Linked DNA regions of Homo sapiens: region 2 is linked to region 1. Evidence: read pairs that join two places in POLR2A ChIA-PET (ENCODE). Cell type or tissue: GM12878. All regions are shown on one strand. Links, peaks and the distances in the headings refer to the core of each region. The heading gives the core; the rest is flanking DNA.

Region 1 (2,813 bases), core at 146-2,645:
CTCTGTTGCATAGGCTGGGGTGCAGTGGTGCAATCATAGCTCACAGCAGCCTTGAACTCCTATGTTCAAGTGATCCTCCCACATCAGCCTCTACCTCGGCTGGGACTCTAAGTACACATCACAATGCCTGGCTTATTTAAAACTATGAATTCAACATCATTAAACGGGAAATTGGGAGTGCACATTAGCACAGTATTGTGTAGTATACCTACCATATGGATGCAATAGATTTAAATAACCTCAAGTATAGGTAATAGTAAAATGTAAAATAATTAGACGGTGATGAGTTTCGAGTATTTGAAAAATCTGGGCTGCTAATACAATTTATTTAGTTATAAATTCACATAATTTAGTTTTCGCTAATGTCTGTGTTTACTAACCAGCTGGCAAATTTCCTGGAAATTTAACCATCAGCTCTTGTGAACTGGGACTAGCCAGCCCTGGCGTACCACTGGTGATTGCGGAAGGCCTTGCTGAGAAAGGGACATCTGAACAGGAAACTGAAAGAGGTGCGGTGAGGGAGTAAGACCCGGGGACATCTGGCGACCAGCACTCGCTTCCTGCCTGGGAAAAGCAGCATCTCAGGCTGGTGTGTCCACACATCCATGCTCTTGTCCCTGCTGTCCCCTGAGCCTGGACAATCTCTGTCCTCCTGATATGCTTAGTGACAGCCTTTAGGGCCAGACTCCCAGATGACTGATAGGGTAGAATTCCTTATTTCTCCCAGGCCTCCTTACTTCCTTTCTGGAAAAACAGGTGGATATGAAGGTGGTATGATTAAATGAATGACCACAAGTAAACAAGCAGTGTTCTTCTGCGATCCCATAACACATTGAGCCCAGTTGTTTTTAGCTCTTTACATTATTATCCTGTTCCTCTGTCCGTATCTGCCTCCCCCAGCACCCCATGTAGCCCTATGTCAGATGCATGAAAACACCTGGCTCATAGCTGACGTTCCATGAGAGCTTAGTTATTGAATGGGTCACTGTGACCTTAACCTGGGCTGGTTTAAGGCATGAGTGGGTTTTAGTGATCGCCCTTCTGTTGGGTGAAGTCCACAGGCTGAGGCCCTTCTGCTGCAGCAGCCTCGTTAGCATGATGGCCCACCCCCTGGCCTGTGCAAGTGAGGCCAAGGAGAGTCTACCCAAGCAGGCCCCAGCCCCAGCTATTCTATTCACAACACCCACCACCTGTTGGGCCATGGCTTGGGGCTTTATTGAGGCTGTGTTACCTAACCCTTGCAGCAACCCAGCAGGTGGGGGTCCTTATCCTCATTTTACCTATGAGGAAAATGAGAGGAAAGAAAAATCACCCAGGTAGTAAGTGACAGGGCTTTCCCTTAGCTGCATAGGTTGGGGGAAGAGCTGGTAGAATATTCTGTAGAATATTAACTGTAATAATACCAGGCAGCATGGGTAGATGCTCATTAGCACTGCAGCCACGCTTGGGAGCCCAGCAGAAGAAATTAGTGATTCCACTTGGGGCAGGTGGCCACTTGGACACCATAGAAACCACAGCCTGAGCTCTGACTTCTGGGTGGAAAAGGTGTGGGGGCTCTGGGCCCTCCCACTGGAAGGTGGGACCTCAGAAGCGAGGATTTTCATGAAGCTGGCTCAGGATCCGTCCCCAAGTGCCTTGGGCCACTATCATTTATTTATTTATTTATGCACCAAAACAAGCTGAGGTAATATTTTTTAAATGTTAACTTATTTCCCCTGGTGTTTTCCTCGTAATGCAATATGCTGGTCTGAGTCCACACTTCAGTGGAGGGGGTGTCAGGAAAGAAGGCACAAATAGTGCCCGCCCCCTCCGTCTTTCTGTTTTGCTTTCTAAAACTTTGCTCAATGGAACAAAGAGGATTAGGGTATCTCCAAAATGTCTGGGGAAAAACCGTAAAGAGAGACAAAAGATTACCCCCATCTAGCTGGGTTTGAGGAGGTAGAGGGCGAAGTTAATGAGGGTAGCTTGGGCCAGTCTAACACGGGGAGTCCCCAGGCACTGCAGGTCCCCCAGAAAGCTTTGGGAACCCCGGGGCAGGAGTGCTCTACCTCTTTCCTGGGAAGAACCCTGGGGGAAAGCAGGAAGACCCCATGAGGGAGTGGCTGCAGACCCAGAGGAGTCCCTTGCTCCAGCCTGGCATGGAGGGAGCAGAAGGATCCTCTGCCCTTGTGAGGCATAGAGATGATAGACGGCCCTGCCAGACCTCAGGGGCTGTTGGGACAGGAACAATGCCTGTGGGCACTGCTGCCTTAGGACCAGCGGGATACTGGGAGTCTCATCAGAAGCCTAGGTGGACCAGTGAACTAAGAACCAGCTCCCGTGCCTCTGCCCCGAGTCCTGGCATGACATGACTCACTGAGATTTAGCCACAATCCCAGGAAAGAGGTGACAGAAACCTCAAATTGATGACATTTCAGTTTCTGTTACCCTGGGAGTATAGTGGCTTCAAGTAAAAATTAGGTCAAGTTACAGAGTCATAAACTACAGAAAATATTTACCAAGCCCCTAAGACTTTAGGCACTGGGGTTGGGGGTGGGGAAAAGCAGTAAACTGGGGACCTGTCAGCGGTCCCTCTGTCTACGTTCCTGAATTAGAAGTTATGCCAGGGCTTGGCTTCTATAGACGGTCGTCTGTACGCACAGTAGTACCACTGATGTGTGTTAGGCACTGACTTTATGCCAGTCCTTGCACCAGGGATAACCTTCATCCTGTTTTAGACAGGTCCTTGGGGCTAAAAGACTAAGCACTTTGTGCAATACCACGTGGCTGTTTGGGTTGAATTGTGTCCCCCAAAAAGATATGAAAGTCCTAAA
Region 2 (2,813 bases), core at 285-2,784, 220 kb after region 1:
GCCATCACATTTGTAAGTCTGTATTTAGGAGATTCTGACAGAGATGTATGCAAGAGGAAAGGTCAACAAATGCCCACAGGAGGATCAACATTCTAGAAAAGATGTAAGAACCGCCCCAAACCGCCATCTCACTCATAATCAAAAATATTTCAATGGCTCTAAATTACCGTTGTGCAGAAACCAGCTTAGCAAAAATAAGAAGAGCTGACACTTTTATGGCCATTGGCTGTACGGAACCGGGACATCCAATACATTCCTGATGGGAGGGCAAAATGGTTCAATCTTTCCGGAGGGGTACTACAGAGCACTGTGATTCAGCAGTCCCACTTCTGGGAATCAATCCTTAAGTACACCTTCACAAAGCAAAATGATTTATTACATCTTTATTCATCACAGCACTGTTTGTAATAGCAAAAGACTGGGAAACAGCCCAAAGGTCCAGCAGTAGAGATTGGTCAAATAAACCATGGTACATCCACATGATGGAAAACTTGTTATTCTGTGTGTGTGTGAGAAAGAGATACTTGCAGAGACAGATGTCTAAAACATACCACTAATTTTAAAAGGTAAGGTAAAGAAGAGTATATACACCACCTTTAATGAGAGAAGGGGGGAGAATTAAAATACCATATATTCTTATTTGCTTGTGTTTACAAGTTGCTACTTGCAGAGAATATGGGAAAGGCATGGATGGGGATAAGATGGGAGCAAGGTTTTTGAATTTGAAAACTTTTGATTTTTGTGAATTTGCTATTTAAAGAAATCCTGGGGCTGGGCACGGTGGATCAGGCCTGTAATCCTAGCACTTTGGGAGGCTGAGGCTGGCAGATTGCTTGAGTCTAGGAGTTCGAGACCAGCCTGGGCAACATGGTAAAACCCCATTTCTACAAAAAACACAAAAGTTTGCCAGGTGTGGTGGCAGGCACCTATAGTCCAAGCTATTCAGGAGGCTGAGGTGGGAGGATCACCTGAGCCAGGGAAGTCGATGCTGCAGTGAGCCATGATTGTGCCACTGCACTCCAGCCAGGATGACAGACTGAGATCCTGTCTCAAAAAAAAAAAAAAAAAAAGGAAGCAAGAAAAGAAAAGAAATCTTGTAGGGAATTCTTGTAAGAAATTGTCAAAAATGTTTACCTTTGTATATGGTTATAATGTTTCTTGAGGATCATATATTATATATTTTCAAAAATATTGAAGTTGTATAAGCAATTTTCCCAGAAGTGTGAAGAACAGGACAAGATTGGCATGGAAGAGATAAAGCTAAGGTGGAGTTCAACAGCTCAGGAGGAGGAGTCGAAGAAACCTGGGTTTAGGCAGGTAGGTTCTCATGTGAAAGTCAGTCAGAGAAATCTCAGTCCAGAATTCAGGAGGTAAGCACAGTGAGTGTGGAGAGGGTAATTTCTGCCCTGTGTTATATTACCTGCTGGATGTGGGTGGCTCTGAGCCCCCGGATATTTATTACAGCCATAGGAAGTCAGAGAACTGTAGGTGAATGGGAGGCAAAGATAGGAACACTAGGATTACCTTCTAGGCAGCCTGCCAGGAGCATTGATTTGCTCTTGGATAAAGCATGCTGCTCATCAAATATTTATGTTAAAAAAGAGGGCAAGGCATGTGCTGGAATATTCTGCTGAATTTGACAGAGATATTCCTTGAAAACTTGAGACTCCTGGAATTTTGTGTAATCAAATCATACTATAAACACAACAGGTGAATTTGCTATTTAAAGAAATTCTGTAAGAAATTCTTAGGAATTGTCATCTTCTGCTCTTTCTGCTTTGGGAATCTGAGTATGTCTGAAGATAGCTGCATTTAACCAGGTTAAATGTGAAAGGCATTCACGTTTCTGCATCTTTTAGTTTTTTTCACAAGGTGTATTGTCTCCAGAAAACAGCAGATGGCCTAGGTCCGAAGTATGAACCAGCACCTTGATCCTCAGGACCACTGCCTTAGCAGTTAGATTCACTAAACATGGCTGATCCTACAGGCTGTGCAAATGCCTCCCAGAAGAGGAGCCAGGAGAAGGAAGTTGATTCTGGCTACAGGCTTTCTAAAGGATCAACTTAAAAAAGCAAGAAAGTAGTACCAGTTGGTACTAAGGGGAACACAGACAAACTCTCTGAGTTTGTGGTACCTTTGATAACAAGACTCCGCACCTTTTAACCTAAACTAGAAGCCTTTTTCCAGAAGCAGCAGCTACTCATAGGTAAGTTCCAAAGGCTCCTGCAACCACTGTTACTTGCATCCTGTCCCCAAGGAAAAAGGCCTACGGCTGGTCAATAAATAACATGAATCCCTCTCCACGTTCCCAGGAGTTACTACTACTCCATTCCCTGCACCAGGCCAACTACACAACGGGTGCTGGTGACCCTGGCAAGTATTAGGCAATACTGAGCATGCTGGTGTTTAAGTAGCAATAAACAATGTCAACAGCACCCAAAGTGCTGGTCTTTACCTACCCCTCAGAAATAATGAATTGAAGAGAAAGAAACTCATCATAGGCAATGTGTACCACTGAATGTTTGTTTCCTAGCATATATAATCAGTATTACTTTTTTACATGTACCTTGCTGACATACCACAGAAAACATGGTTTTATTCCTTCATTCCACTGACATTCATGAAGTTTATATGTTTCCCAATAAAGCCTGACATGATAAACCAAATGGTTAAGTGACAGACTCTGCCAGCTGATGGCATCTAGAGGACTACTGTGGCTACAGGGGCTTTGAGAAGCAGAGCTGCTGGTAGCCATATTGTGCCTTTGTGTGTGTTAAAAAAAGGCATTCCTTCCATGTACACCTAGACTTTTG

What was found. Peaks named below come from ENCODE experiments on the same cell type or tissue, not always from the same donor. Only the 100,000 strongest peaks of a DNase experiment are listed, where the experiment ranks them.
Region 2: POLR2A ChIA-PET joins it to region 1 with 7 read pairs; 3 of 35 experiments call an interaction of 5 or more read pairs at or near these places.

Annotation. Positions count from the first base shown.
Region 1 is chr1:67,608,280-67,611,092 of GRCh38, forward strand. No RefSeq gene overlaps it. Among named protein-coding and RNA genes, the nearest start is that of GADD45A, 76 kb to the right of the region's middle. In GM12878, for the core only: no CTCF peak of the experiment used is centred there; DNase peaks (open chromatin) are centred at 1,022, 1,462 and 1,871.
Region 2 is chr1:67,823,459-67,826,271 of GRCh38, forward strand. All of the region lies in intron 1 of GNG12 (G protein subunit gamma 12), which reads right to left. Among named protein-coding and RNA genes, the nearest start is that of GNG12-AS1, 7.4 kb to the right of the region's middle. In GM12878, for the core only: no CTCF peak of the experiment used is centred there; no DNase peak of the experiment used is centred there.